Linked DNA regions of Homo sapiens: region 2 is linked to region 1. A link is a loop called in an ENCODE intact Hi-C map of the cell type or tissue named here. Cell type or tissue: PC-3. All regions are shown on one strand. Each heading gives the region's core, and the rest is flanking DNA. Links, peaks and the distances in the headings are about the cores only.

The links. A loop is a pair of places that touch in the nucleus more often than their neighbours do. Peaks named below come from ENCODE experiments on the same cell type or tissue, not always from the same donor. Only the 100,000 strongest peaks of a DNase experiment are listed, where the experiment ranks them.
Region 2: it touches region 1 in a loop (12-fold over the local background); 8 of 110 quality-filtered maps call a loop at or near these places.

What each region holds. Positions count from the first base shown.
Region 1 is chr2:112,797,435-112,813,067 of GRCh38, reverse strand. No RefSeq gene overlaps it. Among named protein-coding and RNA genes, the nearest start is that of IL1A, 21 kb to the right of the region's middle. RefSeq lists enhancers at 256-1,455, 7,081-7,420, 7,068-7,568, 7,651-7,760, 9,158-9,217. In PC-3, for the core only: no CTCF peak of the experiment used is centred there; DNase peaks (open chromatin) are centred at 8,727 and 9,087; H3K4me3 peaks cover 891 bases; H3K27ac peaks cover 2,479 bases.
Region 2 is chr2:112,872,891-112,888,523 of GRCh38, reverse strand. No RefSeq gene overlaps it. Among named protein-coding and RNA genes, the nearest start is that of IL37, 30 kb to the left of the region's middle. RefSeq lists enhancers at 7,199-7,268, 8,222-8,301, 8,762-8,911. In PC-3, for the core only: no CTCF peak of the experiment used is centred there; a DNase peak (open chromatin) is centred at 7,073; H3K27ac peaks cover 2,500 bases.

The DNA.
Region 1 (15,633 bases), core at 7,291-9,790:
CAATGTAATGTCCCCCTCCTGTTCAGCCATCTGCCTTTCACGCCACTGAATGCAGTAGTCCTCCGTGCCCTGAACTTGACCCTCTTCTGCTTTTCGGACTGGTCCTTCTAATCCCGTTGTGACTCACTACACCACCTCTCCTGCATATGACGTCTACATTTTAAAACAAACCGTATGGAAATAACACATTAGTCGGCTTGCTCCCCCACCCCCGCAAAAAAAAAGGCCTCTTTATAACAGAAACTTCTCAGGCTGGTAGGGGAATTTTATTCCCCCATTTATGGTAGAAAGGCCCTAACCTTGGACCTCACGCCATAGCTATTCACATGGGGGAATGATGAATAACATGGGAAGCAGCATGTAACTCTCCTGGGCCCTAGTACAGACGAGTTACTCCCAGGCCGTCCTTTAACCATCAACCCCCTCCACAGAAAATGAGCTTTGGAATGTCTGCCCCAAATTGGGGTAGGGCTCCCCAGAACCATGGACATTCCTCATCTACTCCTTGGAAGTGGCAGGTCGGGTTTAGCACACAGTCTATAGAAAGTCTACACACATGGCAGTCATCTCTATCTATTGTGACAAATGGCTGGAACTCAAGCATACAATATACCCACTGGTTCTTCTTTTTTGACAGTGACATCAGGAACATTTGCATCTTCCATCCCAGGGAAAGGTAAAGAGAGTCAGGCCTTTAAACACAAAATTGATGGAGGCTCAGGTCTAATGAATTATTTCACTCATAGCTATTTTATTTTTCCTGCCAATAAAAATACTTAGAGACTGAGTTGGCAAATGAGAGCCTGAGACACGTGCGGGGAAATTCTGGTTCTGCTGCTGCTACTGCTACTGCTACTGCTACTGCTACTGCTACTGCTACTGCTACTGACTAATCACTCGGAATTCACTTTGTCTCCACCAGAACTCTGCCCCTACTTCCTTGGGAATTCCCCAGCACAGGAAGTTTGCAATTGCTTGATACCTTGCTGTTTCTAAGACCGGAAATGGAATATTTGTGGAACTTCCTTTGCCAGAGGAAATGGTGACCTTTAAACTTTCATTGAAAGAGAAGGAAGTGGGTGCGATACTACGGTTCCCTCTGTCAGTACTGTCTAGCAAGGCTAAGAATGATCCTTGGAGTGACCTCAGCAGAGTCCCTGAGAGACAGCTGGGCAGTAGCTCTACGGGTGTCCTGGGCCTAAGCCCCATCTGCCCTCCTCCCAACCCACCTTCCACTCTCAAGAGGCCTTGGATTCTATTTTCTAAGACCAGGAATGAAAAAGACTCAACAAGAACCTCACAGTCCCTACCTGAGCCTGCTTCCCAAGCCTGTCCTAGGGCTGTCCTTCCAACCCCCAGCCCATCAGCCTTGTGGCCTCCCTGTGTGTGGAAGGCACTTTCTTCCTGGCCACCAAAAACAGGTCCTCCCCGGACTTCAGGCTGCTCCTCATCAGCTGATGCCCTCCAGGTTCACACCTCCCAAAGTTCTCTTCCTGGCTCCAGGCCCTGGAATCCCCGTATTCAGCAATTCATCTTTGACTCCCTTCCTCTTTCCCCTCCCTTCTCTTCCCTGCCAGGAAGGCCCATTCCTGAGTGATGCCAGACATATCCCCATTTACCTCCACACCATCCTGCATTGAGTGGGAGCATCTCTTTTATCTCTGCAAGACCTCTCCATTACCCACGGGCTGGCAAGCTCTCCTCCTAAGAAGTTTCCCAAAGCAGATGCTTTATAGAAGCAGGAAAGGAGAAAAGGAAGAAGAAAGGGAGGGGAAGCTACTTTTTTACTGAATGCCACATGTAAACAATATATTGGGTCATCTGAACTTACCGAAGTACAAACCAGAAATGGCATTATTTTTTTCCAGTAACTGCCTTCAAACGTACTCTATCAGACCCCCCTGACATCTCAGGTCACTGCAGAACTTTCTGTTAAATAACTTGCATATATGAACAGTCTCAGAGGCCAAAAAAAAAAATAACAGCTATGCACTCTTGCACCTAATTCTGTACTTTTCGCCAAACGCCATTAAAATATTATAACATTAAAGGGATATTTAAATTCACGAATCCACAAGGATGGGGAAAACAAATGAGAAGACAGCAAGAGTGAGGGAGAAGGGGATACATTTCTTTGATCAATCAGGCAATTCCCTGGCATTCACATCACCGAGTTCATATTTGCAGTAGCAATTCAAGAGTTCTGAGCCTCACACAGGAGTATCTTTAAGAAAAAAAGAAAAAAATTTTTGGAAGGCTGGAAAGCAGTTGGGCAAATGGTAGCTGATCCTAAGGACCAATCGACATCTAGTACCTTTGGGAGTGGGATCACAGAGATGGTAAAATAAAAAAAGATTGCATGAAAGCTGGTTAAGAAATAGAAACACTTGGGCCGGGCACGGTGGCTCACGCCTGTAATCCCAGCACTTAGGGAGGCCGAAGCGGGCAGATCACGAGGTCAGGAGATCGAGACCATCCTGGCTAACATGGTGAAACCCCGTCTCTACCAAAAATACAAAAAAAATTAGCCAGGTGTGGTGGCGGGCGCCTGTAGTCCCAGCTACTCAGGAGGCTGAGGCAGGAGAATTGCTTGAACCCGGGAGGTGGAGCTTGCGGTGAGCCGAGATCGCACCACTGCACTCCAGCCTGGGCAACAGACAGAGCGAGACTCCGTCTCAAAAAAAAAAAAAAAAGAAAAAAGAAAGAAAGAAATAGAAACACTCCCCCACTCCGCAAAAAAATACATTCTGTATGTTTCCATTTATACAAAACTCTAGAAAATGTAAACTAGGCCAGGAGTCATGACTCATGCCTGTAATCCCAACAATTTGGGAGGCCAAGGAGGGAGGGCTGCTTGAGGCGAGGAGTTCGAGACCAGCCTGAGAAACATAACAAGACCCCATTTTTATTTAAAAAATTTTTTAAGCCAGTTGTGGTGGTGTACCCCTGTAGTCCCAGGTACTCAGGAGGCTGAAGTGGGAGGACCACTTGAAACTAGGAGTTCAAGGCTGCAATGAGCTATGATCGCACCACTGCACTCCATCCTGGGCAACAGAGTGAGACCTTGTCTCAAAAAAAAAAAAAACCCACAAAATGTAAACTAATCTATAGTGACAGAAAACAGGTGGTTGTTTGCTTGGCAATGAAGGAAGGGAGGAGAAGGAATTAAGAAGAAGCTTGAGGTAACTTAGGAGGTATATTAGTTCCTTGTCACACTGCTATAAAGAGCCACCTGAGACTGGGTAATTTATGAAGAAAAGAGATTTAACTGACTCACAGTTCTGCAAGCTGTACAGGAGGCATGGTTAGGGAGGACTCAGGAAACACATCATGGCAGAAGGGCAAAGAAGAGGCAAGCACATCCTCACATGGCAGCAGGAAAGAGAGTGAGTGAAGGGGAGCTCATGAGAGCTCATTCACTATCTCAAGAACAGCAAGGGGGAAGTGCACCCCCACAATTCAATCACCTCCCACAAAGCCCCTCCCCCAGCATTGGGGATTACAATTCAACATGAGACTTAGGTGGGGACACAGAGCTAAACTGTATCAGGAGGTGATAAATATATTCACTATCTTGATTGTGGTGATGTTTTCACAGGGTTATATCAAAGTATAAGTTGCACAATTTAAATATGTGCTCTGTTTATTGTATGTCTATTTTACAACAATAAAGCTGTTCCTTAAATTTCTTTTTTGAGACAGGGTTTTGCTCTGTCACCCAGGCTGGGGTAGAGTGGTGTAATCACAGCTCACTGCAGCCTTGACCTCCTGGGCTCAATAAAGCTATTCTTTTAAAATGCTGGCAGAGCTGTGAGAAAATTCTTATTTGTTGCTAGTTGATTCAGTCTTTTTGGAGGACAGCATGACAATTATTTAACTTCTGAATAATCATAAAATGATATTAATGGGGGAAAAATAAATGGTTAGATTTTCAGGTCATCTTTCCCATACTAGCAGAAGACAGAGAGTTAAGGTAGGAGATTACTAAAAACAAGATGATCATTGAAAGGATTCAGCATGATGTTGAATACTCCAGCCCTTCTCCCTCACATTACACACAGAAGGCTGGTAGCCAGGCCTTTATCCTCCAGGCAGGAGATCAAAAGAGCCTTTCCCAGGGAATCAGGCCTATACTAATAGTAGGGGTCCCAAACCCATTGGCCTTGCCAGGACATCAAGCAATGACACTCACAGCCAACAAGCCTCACCCATGTATTCAGAGTTTCCAATCAGCTTTCCAGTTGCCCACTCTCAAAAATCTAGTATTACTAAACGTCTGCAGAAAGTTTCTAGCAAGATAGAGATCAAAATAAAACAACCCAAAAAAGCAGAAAGGGGAAAAAAGACTTGGTAAAGAGAAGAAAACTTTTAAAAAATGTCAGATTCAGTGGCTCACACCTGTAATCCCAACACTTTGGGAGGCTGAGGCAGGAGGATTACTTAAGCCCAGGAGTTCAAGACCATACTGGGCAACATAGCAAGACCTCGTCTTTATTAACAATTTAAAAATTAGTGGCCGGGTGCAGTGGCTCACGCCTGTAATCCCAGCACTTTGGGAGGCCAAGGTGGGCAGATCACAAGGTCAGGAGTTCAAGACCAGCCTGGCCAACATGGTGAAACCCTGTCTCTACAAAAATACAAAAATTAGCTGGGCATGGTAGTGTGTTTCTGTAATCCCAGCTACTCAGGAGGCTGAGGCAGGAGAATTGCTTGAACCAGGACCCAGGAGGCAGAGGTTGCTGTGAGCCCAGATTGCACCACTGCACTCCAGACCGGGCTACAGAGTGAGACTCCACCTCAAAAACAAAAAAATTAGCTGGGTATGGTGACACATGCCTGTGGTTCCAGCTACTTGGGAGGCTGAAGCAGGAGGATAGCTTGAGCTCAGAGATCAAGGCTGCAGTGATCCATGATCACACCACTGCACTCCAGCCTGAGTGACAGAGTAAGACACTGTTTTGAAAATAAAAATAAATAAAAATTTAAAAACTATTATTAATATCTCCAGAGTAATAAGATAGTAGAACTGTCAATTGAAGACAAAATACTATGGGGGAAAATGTGAGGAAGAGAGAGGTGTATTCAAAGTAAAAAATATATAGTAAAAGAAATGAAATTCAATAAAAGAGTTGGGAGATAAGGTTAAGCAGGTCTCTCGGAAAGTAAAGCAAAAGGATAAAGACTTAGAAAATGAAGTAAAGTCAATAGGAATATTAGAGGACAGATCTAAGAGACTCGGGGCTGAAAACAGACCAGAGAAAGACACAAGAAAAAGGAAGTAATAAAGTTTGTAGAACTTGAAGAACACATGTTTTTCCCGATTAAATGGCCCACTGAGTGTCTACCATAATGAATGAAGAAAGACCTACGTCATGAAATTTCAGAACACTGTAGATAAAGAGGCAATCCTACAACACTCCAGACAGAAAACAACAATCACATGGAAAAAATCAGGCATTTGAATGGTGTCAGACTTCTCAGCAGCAATATTGGAAGCCAGAAGAAAATGGAGCAATGTCTTATAAATCAGGAAGGAAAATTAATTAGAATTCTGTACCCAGCTGAACTATCTACCAAATGTCAGGATAGGATAAATATATTGTCAGATATGCAAGTTTCTAAAGAAAATTTTTCTCCCTACACATCTTTTCCCAAGAGGCCACTGAAGGGAATGCAGCAAAAAAAAAAAAAAAATACTCAAGAAACAAGAAGAAAGATCCAAGACTGGAATGAGGTGAAGGCAATCCTGATGGTGAAGGGAGATCCCAGGATGAAAGCAGGCACAGCAACAAGGAGCCACCAGTCCAACTTGGAGCAGGTCAGAGAGCGCTAGGAATTTTTTTTTCCTAAGATAAAAAGAAACTGCCTAATACATCTGAATGTCTTAAGAGGAGATTTAAATAATTCGTGAAAAGTTTAAAGTGAAATTAATGATAATCAGAGGTGGATTTACTGTAAAGTTAATCAAATTTAAATTTCAGAACACTTAATCTGCAAGAGTCCTTTCCAAGACCCTATACCTAATTTTGTGTTTACAATTTTATATTTGTTTTCTTAAAGAAGACCACCAATATAAACTATATCCAGCCTTCATGATAAGTACATAGGAAACTATGCAAATAAGGGGGAAAAAAAACAAAGAAAAATACCTAGTTTACTAATGGTTCACTTCTGAATAGCACATATTCATAATGATACAAGCACTCATTACTAGTCTAAGAAAATGAAGATATAATTGCATTAGGAAGATCAAGAGGTAGGAAATGTGGATGTGTGTGGTATAGACTAGGGCAGGACAAAGAACCTAAATCCTCATTTTCTAAAGATAATTGTTAATACGTAAAACTCAAAATTCAAGAAGTAACAGTAAAAGCGGTCATTAAGAAACAAGCACTAAACACCAGATAGGAAGCGAGAGATGGGGGAAGAGGGCAAGAATCTGATTATTTTTTGCAACAAATTTTGTAAAACCATTTGACTGTTTACATGTAGAACTTGGATCTTTTTTAAAAAACACAAAATAATAATACTATTATTTTTTAACTGGATTTTTGAAAAAGAAGATAAAAGTCTCATTTTAGTAATTAAAACTCATTCCAGGTTAGTCCACTCAAAACTTATATTCGAAAATTAAAACTTTGGGAGGCTGAGGCAGGCAGATCACCTGAGGTTGGGAGTTCGAGACCAGCCTGACCAACACGGAGAAACCCCGTCTCTACTAAAAATACAAAATTAGCTGGGCGTTGTGCATGCCTGTAATCCCAGCTACTCGGGAGGCTGAGGCAGGAGAATTGCTTGAACCCGGGAGGCAGAGGTTGCAGTGAGCCGAGATCACACCATTGCACTCCAGCCTGGGCAACAAGAGTGAAACTCCATCTCAAAAAAAAAAAAAAAAAAAAAATTAAAACCTCTGGAAGTTGAGTTTGCAGATATTCATTATGCTCATTTTTAACTTGTATGTTTGGAAAATGTCATGATGAGAATTGAGGTTGGGGGATGAGAAAAAAAGAAAAACATCAACCCCACAGCCCATTCAATTTTCAGCCCGACCCACAGCTCCGGGGAAGGGCAGCAGGTCCATCCTTCACTCTTTCTTCACCTCTTTCCCCTCCTTCTGGCTCTTCCACCTCTAAGTTGGAGCCCAAGAAGAGGCACTGGGAAATGGAAAAGTCTTTTGTACGTGGTACTTGCCGGGGAAGCTGCCATGAAGACCTGGCCCCACGGTGGGGAGGGAATGCCCAGCTGAGGCCTCGTGCCCATGCTAGGATAGACTCGTCCAGACATGTCAGGTGGTCTGACAGGGCAAGCAGCAGGAAGTCATGTATGAGTATGAACTGATCTGTATGCAAGGGCGGGGAGAACACGCGGAGGAATGGGGCGTGAGAAAACAGCACAGTACGTTTCTTTAGCAGCTGTCTCTGCTCAGCCATGGGAGGTCACAGAGAAAGAGGCTTGGAGGCGTTATTTTCACTGTGAGATGTGAGTGTAAAAAAGTGCCCAAGACACAGTGAGTACCAGGGAGATGCCCTCTTTCCTACCCGAATGCAGAATGGCCACAGGCCTTAAAACACACACATGGGTCCTCAGAGGAGAGAGGCCTCCACAGTGGACACCCGCATTCTCCCCTGGTCAGCAGCAGCAGGGCGAGTGCTGGGCCATCATGAAGCTTCACAGGCAATGAGCTCTCAGCAATAACAGGAACAGTGCCTGGGGGACTGTAGCTGCAAGACCGATTTTCATGTAAGATGGCCTCTGAGGACTCCGAGATACACCAGGCTGAGACTAGCTGGCAGCTCCAAGTTCTTGGTCAGAAGAGAACAGGAACTAGGGAAATTGGAATTACTGTTACTACAATTCCTTTACATCCGCACAACCATGAGGTCCAGAGAGTCTCTCTTATTTTTTTTTTAAAGACAGGGTCTCACTCTGTCGCCCAGCCTAGAGTGCACTGGTGTGATCATGGTTCAGTACAGTCTTCACCTCCCAGGCTCAAGTGACCCTCCTGCCTCAGCCTCTCAAGTGGCTGGGACAGCAGTTGCATGCTACCAGGCCTGGCTTTTTTTTTTTTTTTTTTTTTTTTTTTTTTTTTTCGGTAGAGACTGGGTCTCTCTGTATTGCCCAGGCTAGTCTCGAACTCCTGGGCTCAAGTGATCCTCTGGCCTCAGCCTCCCAAAGTGTTGGAATTACAGGCATGAGACACTGCACCCAGCCAGTATAGTCTTTTAACAGCTTTATTGAGGTACGGCTAACATTGAAAAAACTACACAAATGTAAAGTATGCAATTTGATAATTTTGACAAATGTACACACCAGTGAAACTATCACTACAGTCAAAATAATGAACATATCCATCACTCCCAATTTCCTCACGCCCCTTGGTAACCCCTCTCTCCCAACTCCCTGCCCCCTAACATCAGACAACTACTGATGCATTCTGTCTCCATAGGCTCATTTACATTTTCTAGAATTTTACATAAATAAAATGACAGAGTATATACTCCTTCATGTATGGCTTCTTTCAGCCCAATTATGTCAAGATTCATGCTTATGGCTGTGCGTATCCTTAGCCCATCTCTTTGTCTTGCTGAGTAGGATACCATTGCATAGACAGACCACAGCTTGCTCATCCATTCACTCTTGACAACGTTGAATTGTCTCTGTTTTTTGCAATGACAAATAAGGTTGCTATGTACATTCCTGTATAGACATTTGTAAAAGCACAGCATTTCATTTCTCTTGGGTAAAGACCTAGAAGTGGAAGGGCTGAGTCATATGGTAAATATATATGTCTAACTTTTTAAGAAACCGTCAAACTGTTACCCAAAGGGATTGTACCATTTTACATCCCCACCAGCAGTGTATGAAAGTTCCCGTTCTTCCACATCCTCACCAATATTTGGTGTGGTCAGTCTTTTTAATTTTGGACATGCTAATGAGTGCAAAATGAGGCCCAGAGTGTCTGAAGTTACATTTGTATCCTTTTTGGCATCCAAAACAGGTGTCAAGCATAGAAAAAACACTTGTTCCTTGAATGGTCAGTCATTTACAAGTGGAATTCATTACAAACCGGTAGTTCTACTGGGTTAAACTATGCCTTACTGTCAACAGGCACATACACATACAGACAGACAGGAAGGCACAGAGACAAGGCAGAGCATTGATAAGAAGGTGACCTGGGCTCTAGCTCTGGCCTATCACCTAGTAAAATATTAGTTAAGTAGCCATGAGTAACTCACTTAACTTACCACAGGCTCCATTTTCTTATCTGTAAAATAGGAACATTGAAACAGCTAATCCCCAAGGTTTGTGGATAATCAGAATTACAAAGATCAATGACATTTCTATGAGAGAAACATATTTCCAAGTATTTGATGGAGTACATCAGACACAAAGGAAAGGAAACTGAATATTTTTGAGGTTTTTTTTTTTTACCAAGAAATTCACATTTTGTTAAATTTTCAGAACTACCTCCTGAGGAAAGTGTAGCTGCACCCATTTAGAATGATAGAAAACATCAATCTGTCTGATTCCAAAGCCAAGTTCTTGCTACAACGAGAAATGAAACAACTGGATCCCTACAGATGCAGAGACCTGGGCCCCACAAATGTGAATTCTGTTCCCCTACCGAATAGAGTTACAGTTCCATAATACAGTACTCCCTCACTTTTCCACAGTCTCACATTCCACAGTTTCAGTTACCCACAGTCAACTGCAATCCAAAAATATTAATGAAAAATTCCAAAAATAAACAATTCAGAAGTTTTAAATTGTGCTCCATTCTGAGTAGCGTGATAAAATCTTGTGCCACCATCCCACCTGTCCAGCTTATCGTTAGTCATTGACATCGTCTGCTCCTGACATCCAACCATTGACATCATCATGACTCTATGATCCAGGATCACCGAAGCAGATGACCCTCCTTCTGACATATCATCAGGCCAATATCAGCCTAAACACTGCATCACTATGCCCACATCAGTCACCTCACTTCATCTCATCAAGGAGGCAATGGATCACCTCACATCATCACAAGAAGAAGAGTGGGTATAGAACAATAAGATAATTTTGGGGCAGGCATGGTGGCTCACGCTTGTAATCCCAATACTTTGGGAGGCCAAGGCAGGAGGATCCCTTGGGCCCAGGCATTCAAAACCAGCCTGGGAAACATAGTGAGACCTCCTCTCTCTGCAAAAAAAAATAAACAAAATTATCCAGATACAGTGGTGCATGCCTGTGGTCCCAGCTACTCAGGAGGCTAAAGTGGGAGGATCACTTGGTCCCAGGAGGTCGAGGCAGCAGTAAGCTGTGATCGTGCCACTGCACTCCAGCCTGGGCAATAAAGTGAGACCCTGTCTCAAAAAAAAAAGGTAATTTTGAGAAAGAGACCACATTCATACAACTTTTATTATAGTATATTGTTAGAATTGTTCTATTTCATTACTTATTGTTGTTAATTTCTTTCTTTGCCTAATTTTTTTTTTTTTTTGAGTCGGAGTTTCACTCTTGTTGCCCAGGCTGTAGTGCAATGAGACGATCTCAGCTCACCGCAAATCCCGCCTCCCGGGTTCAAGTGATTCTCCTGCCTCAGCCTCCCGAGTAGCTGGGATTACAGGCGCCTGCCACCATGCCCAGCTAATTTTGTATTTTTAGTAGAGGCGGGGTTTCTCCATGTTGGTCAGGCTGGTCTCGAACTCCTGACCTCAGGTGAGGCCTCAGCCTCCTAAAGTGCTGGGATTACAGGCTTGAGCCACTGCGCCTGGCCTCTTTGCCTAATTTATAAATTAAACATTGTCACAGGCATGTATTAATTTATAGGAAAATCATAGACATATAGAGTTGGGTACTATCCACAGTTTCAGGCATTCACTGAGGGGCTTGGAACATGCCCTCCTCAGATGAGGGGGGACTACTGTCATCTCCTCAATCATTCTTGATTCAATCCTCAACACAAATGGTTTGGCCAGGTCTTGCCTCTGGAGACAAAATTGCTAAGGATTTAGAGGGGAAAAAATGTAGTTCACTGGGAAAGTCACCTCTGCTCCACTGGACAGCAACTTAAAACCCAGGCCATGACAAGTAGAAAGGCCACCCCCACTCTCCTTCACACCTGGAGTATTCAGGAGTCAATCATATTTCAGGACCACCAGGAGCAAACTGGGAAAAACTGAGCTGCCTTGAGGAAAGCAATCAGCTCCACAAGGGGCTTAAGAAACAAGCTCTGGGAGGAGTGGTTGGAGAAGAGTTGGGGACACATCAGAAATGCCATCAAATTTCTAAGGGCTACCTCGTGGTGTCAGACCTGTGCATCTTCAAGGACATAAACAGATGGGATAAGCAGATGAGACTCACAGAGGACATCAAAATATTGGCTCCCCAGAAGGGAGAACATTCTAGTAACAGAGCTGCCCAGCTGCAGAGTGGACTGTTTCACAAAGCAACAGGTGCCCTGCCTCTTGAATCACCATCTTCACAGGAATGCAGTAGAAGGGACTTAACTCCTGCCCTGAAGAAAAGGTTAGGCTAGGGAAACAGCTCCAAAATTTTTTAAAAGGAAGCAACATAGGCATCTACTGGGAGTTTTCTAAAGCCTTTGTTTAATGAAACTAAAGAGCTGGGACAGGAAATGCCAAATTAAATTAATAGAGCCTTGCTTTAAGACAATGCAAGTGGATGGTAATGAAGGAATGAGTCCTAGGCCCTGGATCAACCGTATTAAGCAATGCTGAGCATAGAGCCAATTCTGTTCACTAGATTTGCTTAGAAAGGGCCAGACGAGAAGGACTTTTCTAAAGGCACCTACTACCAAAAAGCTGCCAAGGCGTCCAATGGAGCCCAGAGAGAATATGCTAACAATAAAAAGTTGAACACCCTCAATAAAAAAGGGTAAAAGTAATTAATAGAAAATTACTGAAAGCTTTTTTGAAACCAAAAGTAGTCAGCATTGGTAAAAGTCTACAAAAGTGGACACTTTTATATAATGTTGGCAGGAGGGTAAAAAGACATAACCTTTTTGGAGGACAATTTGGCAATAGAGTACCAAAAACCTTACAACTGAAGAGAACTTTGGCCTGAGTGCAGTGGCTCACACCTGTAATGCCAACACTTTGGAAGGCCAAGGTGGGAGGATTGCTTGAGCCCAAAAGTTTGAGACCAGCCTGGGGTAACACAGTAAGACCTCGTCTCTATGAAAAATAAGAAAAGTTAGCTGGGCATGGTGGCATGTGCCTGTGGTCCCAACTACTTGAGAGACTGAGGCAGGAAGATCGCTTGAGCCTCGGAGGTCAAGGCTGCTGTGAGCCATGTTCATGCGACTGTTCTCCAGTCTGGGTGACAGAATGAGACCCTGTCTCACCAGAAAAAAAAAGAAAGAGAGAGAGAGAGAAAGAGAGAAAGAAAAGAAAGAAAGAAAGAAAGAAAGATGGAAGGAAGGAAAGAGAAGAAAGAAAGAAGAAAGAAAGAAAGAAAGAAAGAAAGAAAGAAAGAAAGAAAGAGAAAGAAAGGGAGAGAAAGAAGGAAGGAAGGAAAGAAAGCAAGCAAGCAAGCAGGAAAGGAAGGAAGGAAGGAAGGAAGGAAGGAAGGAAGGAAGGAAGGAAGAAAGAAAAAGAAAGAAAGAAAGAAAGAAAGAAAGAAAGAAAGAGAAAGAAAGAAAAAGGGAGAGGGAAAGGGAAAAGAAAAGGACAAAGAAAAGACCTTTGAACCCTGAATTTCACTTTTAGAGATTCATCTTAAGGAAATTCATTCCAAAGAAATTTATCCCCAGGATTATCTAAATATTTGCTTTTATTTTCTTCTAGTAATTTTATGGTTTAACTTTCTCATGTTTAAGCCTTTAATTTATTTGGAATTTATTTTGGTATGAGAAAGTGTGACCTTTTTTTGTTTTACTTTAAAAAAAATGTATTACGATTATTATTTTAGAGACAGGGTCTTGCTCTGTCACCCAGGCTAGAGTGCAGTGGTGTGATCATAGCTCACTGCAGCCTTGAACTCCTGGCCTCAAGCAATTCTCCCTCGTCAACTTAGGAGTAGCTGGGACCACAGGCATGTACCACCATGCCCAACTAATTTTTTTTATTTTTTGTAGAGACAGAGTCTTGCTTGTTGCCCAGTCTTGCAATGTTGTCTCAAACTCCTGGGCTCAAGTGATCCTGTCGCCCCAGCCTCCCAAAGCACTGGGATTACACGTGTGAGCCACTGCGCCCAGCTGCCTTTTTATTTTTTAATTTTTCAGATGCTTTGTTGGTTCCAAAATAGCACTTATTAACCCACGCTTTCCCCCTCTGGTTTTAAATACTGCAAGTTTGGCTTTGAAATACAACCCACTGCCTTATTCAGGCTACATTCAAGGAAATCTGAGACCAAGAGTCTGAAGGCCCAGTTTCCTTCCTCAAACCCAGGAGGTGGTAAATGTGTCACTTCCACACTTTCTATCTATTTCTAAGAACTCCTTCTTTCCAAACTCTGACATGCCCCTGGCTCAGGTCTATAGAAATTCCCAGGGTCCACAGACAAAGCAGAACTCACTTATGGGGAAATCTGGGAAATACTTATCTGTTAAACCTGCCCCATATGGTGACTCAGATTGTCTAAAGCCCAAAGCATCATTTTCCACCCCAAACCATTTCCTCCTCCAGACTTCTCTATTTCTGTGGTCCAGAGTCAAGATCTTGATATTACCCTAGAGTCCCCCTTCTGCTCTCCTGCATACCCAGATGCCCCTCCCTCCCCAGATCCATTCTCCCACCCTCCCTCCCATCAGTTTGGTGGGCCCATCACCGCTTCCCCTGGCCCAGGCTCTCCTTTTGTGCGCTTGGAGCAGCAGACTGATCTCCCAGCCTTCACTCACTTCATGTGGTAATCTGTTGTGTTCATCACTGTCAGAATCTTCTGCATCCCCTCACTACTCTGCTGAAAACACTCTAGTGGTTCCTCATTGCTCATTAATGAAAGTCTAGATATTAAACGTAGAAGGCCCAGCACAATTTGCCCCTATGCCACCTACCTCTCTAATCTTTTCTCCTTACTCTGACAGACTCTCCGTCTGTCATTTATGTATTCTTTTATTGCTCTCTTCTACTTTTAGTATGAACTGGATTTATGGATTTTTTTAACATTGCTTTCAAGTATGGAATAAAGAATTTTATTTATTTATTTATTTATTTATTTGAGACTGGGTCTCACTCTGTTGCCCAGGCCAGAATGCAATGGTGCAGTCATATCTCACTGTAACCTCGAATTCCTAGGCTCAAGCCATCCTCCTGCCTCAGCCTCCTAAGTAGCTATGACTACGGGTGTGCATCACCACATCTGGCTAATGGAATAAAATATTACAATGCCTAATCTTAATTTTCAAAATTTTAAATTACATTGTACCTAATGCCCATGCATTTACTTTTTTCAGTGGGTCAATAGCCCTCACTTTGGCAAAGGTCCCAGGCCCAAGGTAAGGCCTTACTTTTTCCAAACTCATCTTTTGAAAGACATAAGTGCCTGTAAGTTGTACCACATTAGGTTCTAGGAATTTTTCATCAAAGACTTTATCAGACTATTTTCCTCTAAGTTGAGAAAGAGCTGGGGGCAGAATATGGCACTGAATGACTGAAGAGAAGGCACTGAAATCAGGCCAGAGGTTGCTGGAAAGAGCAATGAGGAACACCAGCAGCAATGAGGAGCCGGTGATGATTTTGGCTTCACAGGGAGGTGTGTACCACACCGATTTTATCTCTACGTGGATGAACCACAGCTGTCGGCTCCCTTGTCTCCAGGACATCACACTCTCCACATTCCCTCCCATCTTCCGGCTTCTGCTTCCCGGGGCCCTCATCTGCCCCATCCTGGGTGAACACTGGTCGGTCAGCTGCTGGGCGTACCTTCCCGCTCTGCACACCCTCCCTGGCCACCCCACCCACTCTCACGGCTCGCACTGCAGAGGAGCCGCATCTCTAGCTCCAGCCCATCTGCCTCTTCTGAGCTCTAACTTCATGTAGGCGACTCCTGCCGGTGTTGCCTCACAGGCCCATCATACTTCAAAGCATTTTCCCCTCAGAACACCGTGTCCTGGCTGCTCCCTCCAGAAGATACATCTCTCAAGCACATCCCCGCGGCTCTCACCTGGATGACTGCATTCACCTTCTCCCACATTTGCCCCCTCCTTTGGATGTATATAGATTGTTTTAAAATACAAATCTGATGTGCTTGCTCTCCTGCTTGAAACACCTCAAAACTGCCTTCAGGATAAACCACTGCCCTTGACATGTTCACAGGTTGCCCATGGCCTGGCCCTGCCCATCTCTTCAGCCTCATCTCATGCCCCTTGCCCCTCGCTCTCTGGGCTTCTGCCTCCCTAGCCCTCCTTTAGGTTCTCTAACACACCATAGTCCTTCTAGTGTTGGGGCCTCTGCAAGTGCTGTTCCCATTGCCTGAGACATGAATCCCTCTCCCTATCTCTACCTGCACCTTCATCTGATTAATCCCTACCCTTCCTACTCATGATGTTGCTTTCTCAGGGACTCTCTCTGACTTTTTAAACTAATCAGGGTCTCCCCAGTATATATCTTCATAGCACTCTGTATTACTCCTTTCTTAATGACCACCTGCTGTAGACTGAATGTTTGTCTTCCTCCAAAATTCATA
Region 2 (15,633 bases), core at 5,639-8,138, 77 kb before region 1:
TTATGAGAGAAGACAATAGGGACCTGAGGGTGGTAGAATTTTCTCTCTATGCATCTATGTTTCCAGGGCTCACTTTCTCAATAAACTCTTAAATTGCTTTTAAAGTAAGGGAACAAGCAAACATTACATTTAAGAGAAATCAATTTCATAAAGAAGGGGGGATGTCCAGGGTACTTTGCTTCCATGTTTTGCTTCCATGAATTTGTGTTTAACAGAAGATGCAGAAAAACACACAATTATTGCAAAATCAAGGAAATCCACTCTAAACATCCCTTGGTTTCCCAGGCCAGTGTCACAACTGAAAACACATATTGTGGCTAATTATGTGTCACAAATTAGAATGACAAGGCAAGAAAAAAAAAACTCTCTGATTAACTAATAGCAGCCAACACAGACAGCCTGTGTAGCTCAACTCTGCTGGTTTATAAAAGGCAGAAGAAGCAAACGGCTTCTGTGACCGCAACAGGAAGGGCCTCTGCTCTTAATAAATAAATAACATTTAAATTATTCTCCCCCATTTGCAAAGCATTTTCCAACTCATTATCTCATCTGACCAGGTATTATTGTATCTGACCAAGAACTTGTATACAAAATAAAGAATAAAAAATAAATATGGGCCAGGCACAGTGGCTCATGCTTGTAATCCCAGCACTTTGTAGGGCCGAGGCAGGTGGATTGCTTGAGGTCAGGAATTTGCGACCAGTCTGGCCAACATGATGAAACCCCATCTCTACTAAAAATACAAAAACTTAGCCAGTGTGGTGGCACATGCCTGTAATCCCAGCTACTCAGGAGGCTAAGGCAGGAGAATTGCTTGAACCCAGGAAGTGGAGGTTGCAGTGAGCCAAGATCACGCCACTGCACTCTAGCCTGGGCAACAGAGTGAGACTCCATCTCAATAAATAAATAAATATGGAACTCTCCCAACACAATAATAAGACAAACCCCCAAATGTTTTAAATGGGCAAAAATATTTGAACAGATACTTCACAAAAGAGGATATGTAAATGGTCAAAAAGCACATGAAAAGATGTTCAACACCATTGGTCATCAGGGCAAAGAAAACTAGAACCACAATGAGATGCCTCTGTACACCACTTAAATGTCCAAATTAAAGAAAACAAGTTTTGGCAAAGTTGTGGAGCAACTGAAATGCTCGTGTATTGCTGGTAGAAAAACAAAATGGCATAACCATCGCAGATAATTTGTTGTCAGTTTCTTACAAAGTTAAACATATACTTATTGATATGACAGTTCCATTCCAAGAGAAATGAAAACATAAGTCCACACAAAGACTTGTACCTGGGTGTTCATGGTAGCTCTATTCATAATTGCCAAAATCTGGAAACAAATCAAATGTCCATCAGCAATGGAATGGATATACAAATTGTGGTACACATGTACAATAGAAAACTACTCTGCAATGGAGAGAAATTAACCATTGACAAACACAAAAACATGGACAAACCTCAAAAACATTATGCTGAGCAAAAGAAGCCAGACACAAAAGACTGCTCAGCGCATGATTCCATTCATATGAAATCACAGAAAGGGTCAGTTGAAGGTGCAGAGACAAAAAGTAGATCTGCAGTTGCCTGGGGATGGGGTGGGAGGTTGACTGCAAAGACGCATAAGGAAATTTGGGGGTAGATGAGGAGTGATGGAAATATTCTATGACTTGATTTGTGTATTAGTTTCATAAGTTATATATTTGAACCCAACAGTATCTGAGATAGGTCTCAGTCAATCTAGACAGTTTATTTTGCCAAGGTTAAGGATGCATCCGTGACCCAGCCTCAGGAGGTCCTGACAACCTGTGCTGAAGGCAGTCAACATACAGCTTGCTTTTATTCATCTTAGGGAGACATAATACATCAATCAATGCATGTAAGGTTTACATTGGTTCAATCTGGAAAGGTGAGGGAACTTGAAGCAGGGAGCTTCCAGGTTACAAGGTAGATTATTCTCAACAGAAAGGAATGTCTGGGTTATGATAAGCGGTTGTGGAGACCAAGGTTTTATCTTGTAGATGAAGCCTCCGGGTAGCAAGCTTCAGAGGGAATAGATTGTCAAAGTTTCCTATCAGACATAAGGTCTGTGTTGATGTTAATGCTGGTCAGCTTTTCCTGAATTCCAAAAGGGAGAAGGGTATACTGGGGCATGTCCAACCTTCCCTTCCATCATGACCTGAACTAGTTTTTTCAGGTTAACTTTGGAATGCTCTTGGCCAAGAAGAGGGGTCCATTCAGATGGTTGGGGGGGCTTAGAATTTTATTTTTGGTTTACAGTGAAGACTTATCAAGCTATACACTTAAATGAGTATGTTGTTAAATGTAAACTATAACTAAATAAAGATTATTTTAAAAGAAATTAATGCAGCTAACCGTGACCCCTGGCAAAATAAAATAGTGTATATGTACGTGCATATACATGCAAAGAAATGAGTTGAAACTAGAAGGATGCCAATCAAATAATAACATGGTCATCTTGGGGTCGGAGTACATTTGGGGATGAGGGGAGCTGTAAAAGCAGACTTGGACCTTTTCTTCTACCAGTACCGTGTCATTTGAATTTTGGAAAGAAAAAAAAAAACTCAGAAGGAGGAGAAGGAGCAGGAGGAGAAGAAGATGGATCTTAAGTGATTTGCCCGGGAGCACCTTGAGAAGGTGAGATTCAAGTCTAGGTCTAAGCTTTCTAATTCCATGAGTGGGAGTGACCCACGTCCAAGAGGAAGCTCAAAAGGAAGATGTTCTCCATCATCTCTTGCTCATCCTAACAGCATGCAAAACCACATCCAATGCAGCTCAGAAAACTCCCAAATTGCCAAATTTCATTGGAAACACTTAATGCTGTGGTTTCCAATTTCAACTGTAAAGTAGGTATGTATGCCATTGTTACCATTAACTTCTCAGAAATGGAGAGAGCTCTCTTTCCGCCTCCTCCCCCTCTGCTGTGGCTTTGGTGAGACGTGCACTCAGGCTCACCTGTCTCCATGATCTCCAGTAAGTACACATGAGCAGAGAGGCCTCAGCTCAGCTCTTCCTGGTCCCACCAGGGTTGATTCTTTGAGAATTCTGGAATGCCACATCCTAGGCCCCCCAAAGAAATCCTGCATCTTACCCCCAGAAATATGAATCATAGCAAATTTCAAATCAACCATCGTTTAATACTCACAGACTGGGCACATCCAAAAACATATTTTCAGTTTTACAACAGTGCCTGGTGCATATCGGCACTATTTGTGGAAGCAATAAATCGACACGGAGCTGAAACACAAACAAATGCCAAATTGTTTTTATAACACCTGATTTTCTTTCTGTTTCTTTATGCAGTTTAGTTTTGTTTTGCTTAACTCTACCTCAGACCATAGTCTGGTAAACTCACCACCCAGAAGCTCCCTTGAAATGTGGGTATGCAGCCACTAGGTGGCAGGAGAGAGTTTCCTGCCTGGAGGGAGGACAGCCACTCTGTCCCCGGGTCAGGCCAGGGCCACCCTGCTACCTGCAAAATTAGCATGGGGCTTTATGAACCACAGCTTCCTAATAAACACAGGATCTGTTTGATAGAGCCTCCAAAACACGCCTACCTAGTGATGAAAGACTCAACTTCAGAAGAAAACCTTCATGGCAAACATCTTCAGAGATGTTTCCAACTTAAGGTTCTGAACACAGACGCTTCCCCAGAAAGCCATTGTTTCTCAGCACCTGGGAGCCTTGCTTTGCTTTGCTTACAGACTCGCTGTTCTTAAATCACTGCCAAGATAACATCTGTCTCTTCTCTTACCCTCTATTTCGATATAAGGACTCCTCACTCTTGTTGCTTCCTATTGGCTACCTCTCCACAGGGAGAAATCGCTGATTTAACAGCAGTCAATATCCCAAATCTGGAACAGGGAACAGGGAAGCATTTAAAAATTGGAGAATTTAGGCCGGGCACAGTGGCTCATGCCTGTAATCTCAGCACTTTGGGAGGTCGACGTGGATGGATCACTTAGGAGTTCGAGACCAAGCCTGGGCAACATGGCGAAACCTCATCTCTACAAAAAAAAAAAAAAAAAAAAAAAAAAACCCAAAAATTAGCCGGGCATGGTAGTGCACACCTGTGAGCCCCAGCTACTCAGGAGGCTGAGGTGGCAAGACTGCTTGAGCCCTGAGGTCGAGGCTGCAGTGAGCCGAGATCACACCACTGCACTTCAGCCTGGGCAACAGAGTGAGACCTTGTCCCAGATAAATAAATTAAATTAATTTAATTAGAGGATTTAAGGATTTTCCCTACAGACACCTCCTTATTTTCTCTGGCCTTTTCTGACTACTCTCCCTAACTCCCTGCTCCTCTGGTCTCCCAAAACTACTCCAGAAAAAAAAAAGGGGGGGAGGGACTAAAGGAAAGCCAGGTGACAGTGCCAGTGTGACAGATGACAAAGCATCTGCCCGAACAAACCGTAGGTCCCTGAACTTTCTCCAAGACCTATCTGTGGACTTACCTATGAAAACCAGTTTTAGCAAAAACCCTCCTAAGCCAGTTTATCAAGATCCCCTTATCCTCAATATCCATCTGATTGGATTCTTCATCCCCCACCATTCCCCAGTGATGTCACCAGGCCTTTCTTCAGCAACAGTAGTTAGTGGGTGTAGCCAGGACGCCCCCTCACCCCTGATATGCCCTTTTAGTAATTCTTCATCCACAGGTTCCCACCCTGCTCCTAGGCTATACATTCCCATTTGCCCATGCTGCATTTGGAATTGAGCCCAGTTCTATACTGAGGTCTTACTTCACCTCTCGCCATAGTCCTGAATAAAATTGGTTTTCACATTTAAAAACTGTCCAGCTCTGGTTGTTCCTTGACACAGGGTAATTTTTATTCCATGTGATAGTTTGCCTTACCTCAGCCTACACCCCTCAAACCTGCAACTCTATATTCAAGAACCAGACAGCCCTTTCCAACAGATAGGAAGAGGCTGCCCTGGTGCAAAGGAAGAGGCTCTGGGAGGAAGGAGAGAACCCGAAGGCTGCCCCCTCCTCTAGACTGAGCTCTGGGATGGGTGGACGATAAAACCCAGATACGTTTAGACATCTGAGCGTGGAGAGGACTTTGCTTTGCTTCCACAGGGACCCCAAGGAAACTGCAAGCCCTCCAGAGACTAAAAACAGCAGAACAGCAAGAAATGGCAGCAAAGGTCTGGGCAGAATCATCCTATGTGGGCACAGACACAAACAGAGTCCCCTGTGGCCCCAGGAGAGTTTAAAGAAGATCCAGAGGCTGTCCTATTCCATATCTCAGCAGAGACAGGCCCGTGAGCCTAAAAGCTGATCATTAGGACAAGAAGGACACGAACTGTCCTGCAGCGTGAACCGCGTGGAACAAGGCCAATCACCAGACACCAGACCAGCCAGACACAGCCCCGCAGTTCCCCAAGACCACCACGGACCCATCGCCCCTCACCAATAGCTCCAGGCTACATAGACCCCCTCCACTTCATGGATGTCCTCAGAGCAGAAAGGGGAGGCAGGAGTGGAACCCTGACTTGGTTCAGTTGAAACATAAAATGACTGTACTATTATTGAATTGCTGAAGTTTACGTGAAAGAAATGAGATTTAGTTTTTGGCCACAGTGCAAAATAAGAAACGAGGCTTCAACTGAGATTAAGGTGAGTTATAGGAAAATGTACTCCCTTGAAGGACCTGTGAAGTGTGTTCGCTATGAGAAAATGACCAGAATCCACGTTCTTAGCTGCGGGACTCAGGCTGACTCCTGTTTCTGGAGCTTGCACAAAGGGCAGGGAAATCCCTGTTTCAGGCACAGTGATTTCAATGTTTAAAAGAAAACAGGTGGGCCCTGGCAATCATGATAACATGTCATAAGTTTACATCTCTGTGAGGCAGGTAGTGTAATCCCCATTTTGCAAAGGAGGAAACCGAGGCTGAAAGCAGCTACATGGTCTCTTCAATGTGGCCCAAATGTTGGAGAACAGAGCTTAACTGAATCAGCAATTCTATACTTAGAACTGACTCTCTCTTTATTATATCTCACTACTACCTTGATATTTGAAATATTCAACTTTTTTCAATCAAAAAATAACAATAATTTAGGCATAATGACTACTATGTCATTTAATTTCTTGCTGATATTTCAATATCCCATGCCAGGAATATTGAAAGCTCAGCTCCTTAAGAGCTGACTATGGCATCAACTCCCAACAACCATCCTTCCAGAAATATTTTCCCCTTTCTTTTGTTATAGAGTGGCACTGCCCTATATGGTGACCACTTGCCACATGTGGCTGTTGAACACTTGAAATTGGCTTGTCAGAATTGCAGTGTAAAGTGTAAAACACATACCAAATTTCAAAGACATGGCACATAATAAAAAATGTAAAATATCTCATTAACAATTTTTATATTGACTGTGTAAGTAACATTTTGAATATATTGGATTAAATACATGGATGATGCCCCAACACCCACAGTCCCTTATCAAGTCTCTACTTCACATTTTTGTACTTCTGACTTAGAAATAGCACTGGCGTCTAAGAGCCTATTAATGTCGTCAATAGGTTCTTGGGAACCACAATTTTAAACAAAATGACATATAAGAAAACGAATAACATTGAACAAAATGACATTATTCGAGGACCTGCTGCATGTTGTTTCACTTAAAGTCAGTGTCCAAGAACCTATCAGTGACATTTAGTGAGGACTTGCTGTCCTTCCTGTTTACAGGAACCTGGGCAAGTTACTTAATTCCTCTAAGCCTGGTTTATATCCCTGCAAAGAGAGAAGGATAATAATCACCAGTACTTAGTGATGTCGTAAGGAGAAAATAAAATAATAAATATGAAATGGCTGACAGTGTCCTTGTCACACAGAAGATGTGTGATCCACAGTAGCTGCTATTGTCTGCCTCACTTCACTAGTAATGGTCCAGGGAGGCCTTTAATGTGCATGGTGCAGTACATTCACATGTTGGACATGGGTGAAGGGAAAGACCAGGCTCATCTAAACACAATAGGATGCTTGTGGTGTTTTGAGGAGGAATCAAGGACTAGTTATCCACAGCTGTAACATGCATGGATCAAAAGAGATAAGGCACACAAAAGACTTTGTCAGTAGCAAAGCATTACAAAATGCAGAGACCAGCTGTGGGTGGTGGTGAGTCAGACCCAGCTTCCCTCTGTGCCTGGCTGAGTGGTTCTGGGCAAGTCACGCCATCTGTCTTGATGCCCTTCCCCATCTATAGAGAGGGAGCAACTGAGGCCCCTTCCAATACTGAAGTCCTTTATTTCTGCTACTTTAGAAATATCCACATTTTTGGTAAATTCAAATGATCCAATGATTCCATTTCCTAATGTTCAAAACTAGCCCCAGAAACATCTAAATGAATCAAACAAATAAAATATTTATTGTGTATGTTTTGATTGCTGAAACTTCTATTTTAGCAACACACACACACACACACAGAACCCATAAGCCTTCATCTTTCCTTGGATAAACGAGCCTTCCTGTCTGGCCATTTAAGTCACGATTAAGTAAATGATTTCCAACTCGCCTTTTGCAGCAGTTCAGATGGGTCTTTCCTGCGTGGCAGTGGCCCTCCTGACTTATGATTTCCTGTGTGTCGGCCTGTTACCACTGCAGCTTAACTGAGGAAACAAGAACAAAACAGCCTCTGACCCCAAGAGACTGTTGGAGGCAAAGGCTTCAGTCCCAAGAACCTCACACGTGGGGAGCCCGAGAGCCCAGCCCTGACCTTTTCTCCAGTAATAACATAAGAAACAACAGGCACTGGCCTTATTTTGGATACAAAGAGTGGTGCTTTTCCTTAAATCTTCCTTTAGTCAGGGCTACCCCTTCATGGACGCCCCAACATCCATGGTTCCTGCTTGAGTCCCTGCTTCCATATTCCTGCACTTCTCACTTGAAATATCCCTGGAGTACGTTAAGCAGCCAGGTTTGGAAGTTCTTGCTGTGCAGGCGGGTGTGTGCATGTCCTCTCTCTCAACAGGACACAAGCTCCCCAAATCAGACGGTATGCCTCCACGCCCCTTCCCAAGCCTCCCCAGCAGCACCGAGCATGTGAGGGGAGCTGGGGCCCAGGCCATGATGGGAAGCACTCTCTGCCTAAAGACTAGGGTGATGCGCCCTCAACTGTGGGAATGAGCCCCAGCTCTGGTGTCTGCCTCGGTTTTTCCTCCTGGACAATCAACATGAACTCCTCACCCCTCTTATCCACTTTGCATAAACTGAAAATAACAAACCCAGGGCTCTTTCTGTCACAGGAAAGGGTTTTTTTTTATAAGATTAAACAGAGATGATTCAACACACCCAGGATATAACACATGGGCCATGAGTCAAGGCCAGGCATTGCTCTGGTCAGCCTGTTGTTTGGGCCCCCTTGGCAGGGCTCTCCCCTGAATCTTCCCCCTCTTGACTCCCCATCACCACAGCACGTCCAGCTTTGGGTACAAGGCCAGTAAATGGGGAAGGGGGTCAGATGACATAAAGAGCCCTTTCCTGTCCCATTGAAATATATTTGGATAACAGATGGCATTTCCCCCTGTGTCTTGCCCAGGGCCCAGAGCCTCCACTTGCTAGAGGCAGACAGAGGATGGAGAGCCCCTTCATTAGTGGGAGGACATCACAGGTGGGCAAGAAACCACAAGCTTGCACTGAGGCCCAGCCTTGAAATAGCAGCACCTGCCGGCACCTGTGGTCTGGGGACAGGGTCACAGGATGGAGGGGCCTCCTAAGCCTTTTATCTCTATGTACTAAGTACAACCCATTTTCCCACCTCACAGAGCCAGATCAGCCTCTGTGAGGTCCTGGTGGCAAAAGGAGAAGTGCCTGCCCGCCTGCCCGCGGTGGGGTGCTTGTGCTTGCATTCCTGGGAAGGTGTTGGTTAGCTCTGCAATAGGTCCCTCTGACCAGCTCACCCTCTACCTGCAAACCTCAGACCCAGCTTCAAAGAAGATCCAAGCACCGATGGGACCCTCTGGTAGCTTGACACATGGGCGGACCCAGATTCCTCTCTCATCTGATCTGTCATGGAGGGCTCCCCAGTTAAAAGTCCTTAAAAACACAAATCTGATTGACAAGTTGCCTGCCTGTCTGTCTTCAGCCAGTCTACCTGCTGCTGCCTTCAGGTTTCCTCCCAGCGTAGCTTGGACTTGTCTTGGATTGCCTGATATGGCAGGTGCACTGCTCTCACACCAGCCAATCATCTGCTGCTACAGAGCCTAAAATGAACCAGGAGAGCATAGGAGCTCGGTCAGATCACCAGCAGCCCATGGGGTTTGTCCTCTGATTTTCTACCACCTCAGCCTCCACCGTCACTACCATGACCACTTTTGACCCCCAGGCCCTCTGCTGGGATTTCCTACAACCACACAGCTTCCTGACCTCTTATTCCCGCTTTTGCTGTCTTCTCCAAGAGCCAGCTCAACAGCTCATGGGCACATCCCATCCCACTCGGTAAAGGGGCACACGACCCAAAGCCAAACCATTCCTCCCTAAACTCTGGGACTAGAATACCTAAAAACGGGCAAAAGTCCTTCCTTCCTTAGGGCCTCTGGAGTCTGGTCTCCTTGAAGGACTCTTCCAGGTGGCTTAGGACATGTTAAGTGGGCTCCTGCTAACCCCATGCCAGCATTCTCCCCACAGCCGATGCCAGGCTACTCTGAGCCCAACTTAGGCACAGAGCAGAAAGGACAAGCAGCCCATAAGCCCCAGTGAATATCTCCAATCGCTGTGTCTGTGTGTGTATCTTTATGAGACGGTCATATCTAATACCTGCAACAATGATTTTCTGAGATCAACCCTAGTGTCAAGCTTCTTGAGCTGTAAGTCCCATAAACCATCAAAATGGCATGCTTAAAGGAAACTATTGACCCCAGTAGTATCTGGGCTGCAATATCTGTCTCTCAGCAGAGACAGAGCATTTTACTTTTCACAGTGAATTCTTTTGCACTGTTTAATTTCTTACTCTAAGCTTGTATAATTTTTTAAAACTAATAAAAAGTCCTAGGAATTTCAATATTATACTATCCAATTTGCATAATCTGGGATTCCAGTTGTAGCACAAAAATCCTTATTCGACTATGCTGTAATTTGTAATTCATATACGTGTGAAATACAGCCATGATGCTTAGAACCAAGATTAATCTGGGGGATTTCCTCACTCAGCCAGTGTGCACTCAGCTCTGTGCTGTAGGGACACTCAAGTGGCATGGGGCAGCACAAGCCCTGTCCTTGTTGAAGTAGGAAGCCTATGCAGAGAAAGTGGCCATGTCCTAATTCTTAGGGAGGCTCCAGAAGAAAATGTGGGGAAAGTGGAGCAGCCCCAGAAGGGCTGGTTTATTACTAGCACAAAAGGACCCTGATCCAGGACAACCCCAGACATACTACTTAGATAGAGCAGCCCTACTCTTCAACAGCACCTCTCTTTTGTGCTTGAGTTTAATTCCTTTGAAACACGATGAATGGGTATGTTATTTAGCTTGTTGTAATCATTTCACAATGTATACATAGATCGAAACATCACATTGTACACCGTAGACATATACAATTTTTATGTGTCAATTATGTATGCTTTAATAACGCTGAGTGGAGAACAGTTTGAAACAATAAATTAAATTCTTAGGTTTCAAACCAACCTCCGCTCCATCATGAGGTCAAACTTCACCACCACATCCATTGCTTGGAGGGTTACTGGCCCGTGTTCCTTAATATCATGTAGGATCATTGTGGGAATTAAAGGAGATGGGTGAGACCAGAATTCTTAGACTTCCTTGGGGATGACTAACCTAATATTCCAAGGTTTCCTGGAGGGCTCAAGGCTCAGGAATTGGGTATTTCCTCTATGACATGCCCACACATCTCCAAGGAAAACGCTATATGTTCTCTTTCTCTACCTTTCCACCCCACCTCCACCGGGACGATCCTTTGACTGCTGCAGTTACCGTGACTAGCTAGCTCCTCCAGTTCTCCCAGCAGAGCTGTTCAAGGAAAGTAACACTCTAAGAAGCCATTTGGCCTCCACATGCCCTCAGCTGAACTACAGGTCTGGGCAGGGAAGGCAAGATGCCCCAGAGACATCACACGCAGGAATGGCAGGGCAGGCATCAGCAGGGCAGGCCACGGCATCTCCCACCACTCTCTCTATCCTGTAGTACCCAAGCTTGTCCTCAGAACGTGAACCAACAATCTGGAGCTGTTTTTCCAGGACATTAAGTGAGGCCCTGGAGGCCCTCTACCAGCCCACTAGTGCTTCTGCTCTGTCTGGATTAGGCAGAATCAGAAACCTAGCCCCAGTGCGAGTCACCCCCAACTCACTGCTAGTCACCCTTTACATCAGTCTTGATGATGAAAATGCCATTGTACCCCCAGAATTACATCAGGCTGGGAGTGTTTTCCTAAGCACGCTATCCCTAGGGCCTCATTTCCACTCTCAAGCTCCATGCCCCATTGTCATTTGGAAAAGTTGGCAACTATCAGGAGAATAACTCAATAAGTCATTCTGCATCTCATCACTGTCGAAGGACAGGAACCCCTGGAAAAATGAATATAGGAGAGCATGGATCTGGGATTGAAGAAGCTGCTGTAATCTTGGGCAGCAGCTACCTATGAGCATGCACCCCTTCAGATCAGGCTTGGCATAGGATGACGACACTTGCCAAGCACCATGACTGTTAATGCAATTTCTTAAGACTCTGTCTTCCTTACACTGCTCCAGGCCCTCAAGGGCCCATGACTATGTGGAAATGACCTTGGCCCTGGAGGCCTGGGGTGGGATCATCTGCTAAGTAGATACAAGGAAAGCAGGTGAGCCATACTGACGCAGCCATTCATAAGCCAGGCTCTCTCAGATGCCTTCCCTCAGCTCTCCTACCCTGCATTCCTTCATTAACCCTGCTCTCATTGAAATTCCTAGGAACACCTAATCCTCATGCAAAAAAAAAAAAATTAGTCTGAGTCTTCACGGATTCTTGAGACCTCATGGCTTAAACCCTGTTCAACCCCATTACCTCTCTAGCAACCCCATTGCCTGGTGCTGTCCAGGGCCAGGCTGATCTCCATAGGTCCCTCTGCTGGCTCCATTCAGATCTGCCCTCCAGAGTTCAATAATCTCTAGAAAGGATTAGTGTTTGCTGGTTTGTACTTATTTATTTATTTATTTATTTATTTATTTGAGATAGGGTCTCACTCTGTCACCCAGTCTGGAGTGTGGTGGCACAATTATGGCTCACTGCAGCCTCAACCTCATGGGCTCAAGCAATCCTCCCACCTCAGCCTCTCAAGCAGCAGGGACTATAGGCGTGCACCACCACATCTGGTTAATTTTTTTTAATTCTTCATAGATACAAGGTCTCCCTGTGTCACCCAGGCTGGTCTTGAATTTCTGGGCTCAAGAGATCCTCCTGCCTTGGCCTTCCAAAGTGCTGGGATTACAGGTGTGAGCCATTGCATCCAGTCCTATTTGTTATTAATTTGGGTTCCAAAGATTCCTCCAGTGGCATCTTACTTTGGAAATAAATTACAACAATAATATTTATCAAGCATTTATAAAGCCCTTACTACATGTGGAGCCCTGTAGGAAGTATCCTATGTTGTTCATCACATATATTCCTAACAACATATTCCACAAGGTCAAGATTCTTCTTATCCTCATTTCACTGACAGAGACTTGCTCCAGTCATAGGGTACTGAGTTCCAGGTATATCGTCCAATCAAGTTTGCTGTTGCTTCCTTACTGATGTGAGTCTGTGATGCCTATCAGTTACTAAGAAATACACATGTTCAACCATTGCCTGGAGGGTCACCCCAAGGGTATATCAGATGCACATATCAAATTGAAGTTCAGGCATATCCAAACTTTAACTCATTAACTCCTCTTACATCACTGCCCTTCCACTCCAAAGCAAACCAGTATGCCTTCTCATTCCCCTAGTTTCCTTGTGGTGTTGAATAATGTAACTTCAGTGGATCAACCTAGAAGTCTCAGAATTATCCTCAACTTTGCTTCCTCAGCCCCCACCTGCATCCAGTTGTTCACTATGTCCATTCTGATTCTACTCTGAACATATCTCAACTACCTCCCTTCCACTCTGTTCGCACCACTACTGCCTTATCTCAGGGTCTCGTCATTTCCCCCCAGCCTTTCAGTAAATGGCTCCGTACTTCTCCACACTACACAACTCAACATTTTTGTAGAATTCAGACCATTCTGCAACAAAATTAGATATGGCTTTGAAATACGTCAAACAACGACAGACAAAAACAGCCAACTCTCCACAAATTGTACACCTACCAGCTTTTCCAACCAATAGTCTAAAACATGGGAAAGTGTCTTTAAAAATGTAAATTGATGTTATTAACTCTTATTTTAATTCATTCATGTGAGTCAGGATCAGTTGGGACAGTTTTATGAGGGATGAGTGATTTCCAACACTGTGAAACACAGAGTGCTTTGCTCCATTTATCTTCTTAGAAAACTACATTTTAATCACTTGATTTCATTTTGAAGACAAACTAGATTCACATTTATAGAGGACAGAAGAATAAGCATTTTTCCACACGTAGATTTTACCGTCATATTCTAGGAAAGGCCTTACAAAACAAATGGCCATGCTGTTTGATTATTGCCAGAAATAGTAGCTTCAGAATAACTCTTCTAAAACCAAAGCCATCGTTTATGAAGATATCTCCAAATATCTGATAAGCCTACAACTAAAGCTAAACCACCAACTAAAGTATTAATGAAGAAATGTAAAACAAGCTTCTTGAATGCATGATAAAAATTCTCCAAGTGTTAGCCTCATTAGCAAGAGTCTGCATCAACAAAATTCCTGTCCTCAGTTCCCTACACTAAAGGTAAATGTATATGGGGTAAATGATGCAGCTATAAGTCCCCAAAAATAACGTCATGATAAAGTCCCACCTGAGCATGAGGTGGACCACATTCTTACATTGTTTAAAAATGGAAGATTTTGTCTTTGCACCTTTCCCTGCTCTTTTTTGGCCCTCAGGGGAAGGTTCCATGTTCTTTCACATGGCACAACCTTACCTTTGTTATGGTTCCCCATCTCCTGGTTCCAATAGAAAGAAAGAATGAATGGCCCAGAAGTGGAATATGTCCATTTAGATACAGTTTAATTTCAGTCAATAGCCATTTATTAAGCACTCACTGTGCCATGAGGAATGAGCAAATAAAAAAGAAATGACCCAACCCTTCAGGAGCTCTCAGGGTCTAGAAAAGAGTAAAAGCAGACACAAAGTCAAAAACTGTGGCACAGATGTGATCAATAATATAATGGAAGTAGAAAAAAAAAGTGTAATCAAAGAAAATGGGACAGGGAGTAACCCCAACTGGACATCGTCTTGGAGTAGATGGGGTGCTAAGACAAGAATTCAATAGCAGAATATGTATGAAGTAGTTATTCCAGGCAGAGAGAATGATTTGAGCTGACAGAACATGGAATTTGAATCAAGAACAGTGAGTAGTAGCCCAGAGTATGCACTGCAGTGTGGTGGAGGATAAAGATGCAAAGGTAGAGGAGAGTGTGGAGGGCTTTGAATTCCGGACTCAGGGGTTTGTGTGTTATTCTACGTGACAGCAACTTTTTATAATTTAGGCTTCCACTAAATTTTTGTAAATGTTCTGCATAAACTCAAAACTAGTATGTATTCTCTAATTCTTGGGTACATATCCAATATATGTTCATTAAATCAAAAGTGTTCATTGCATTAAGTTTTGTCATTGTCTTTTGTCTGTTTGACCTTTACATAATCGAAAGAAGTAAGTTGAAATCCCTCTGCGATTATGGATTTATACATTTTTCATTAGTGCCATACTAGTTTTGTTTCACTTAAATAGTTATTTGAGGCCAGGCACCGTGGCTCACGCCTATAATCCCAACACTTTGGGAAGCCGAGGGGGGCAGATCGCTTGAGCCCAGGAGTTTGAGACCAGCCTGGTAACATGGTGAAACCCCATCTCTACAAAAAATACAAAAATTAGCAGGGCTTGGTGGTGTGTGCCTGTGGACCCAGCTACTCATGAGGCTAAGGCAGGAAGAAAGCTTGAGCCTCAAGAGGTGGAGGCTGCAGTGAGCTGAGATCAAGCCACTGCACTCCAGCCTGAGCAACAGAACAAGATCCTGTCTCAAAAAAAATAAATAAATAAAGTAAATAAAATAAAACTATTTGATTACAAGTTTATAATTGTGTCTTTCTGGTGAATTAAACCTTTCATCATCACAAGTTGACTCACAATAATGCATCTTATCTTAGAGCCTATTCTGATCAGCACTACTACAGTCACTAGAATTTTTTGATGTTGTTCATTTGTTTTCATCTTTTAATGGTGATTTAGTGCATCAGTGATATTTCTGGACCTGTTTCTTCTACCTTTTTCTTTTCCACTTCTATTTGTCCCGCTTTTTCTATGCTTTGATTTTCTCCTTCCGAACCTTTTCTTTCTTTTTTTTTTTTTTTGATTGACTGAGATGTTTTTTGGTCAGTTTTCTTATTCCATATTTTTCCCTTGACTGTTTCAGAAGTTATACTCTCTATTTCTATTTTTTTATGGTTATCCTTAAAGTTTTTCACTGTGTAAGTGACGGTCAAAAATTAATATA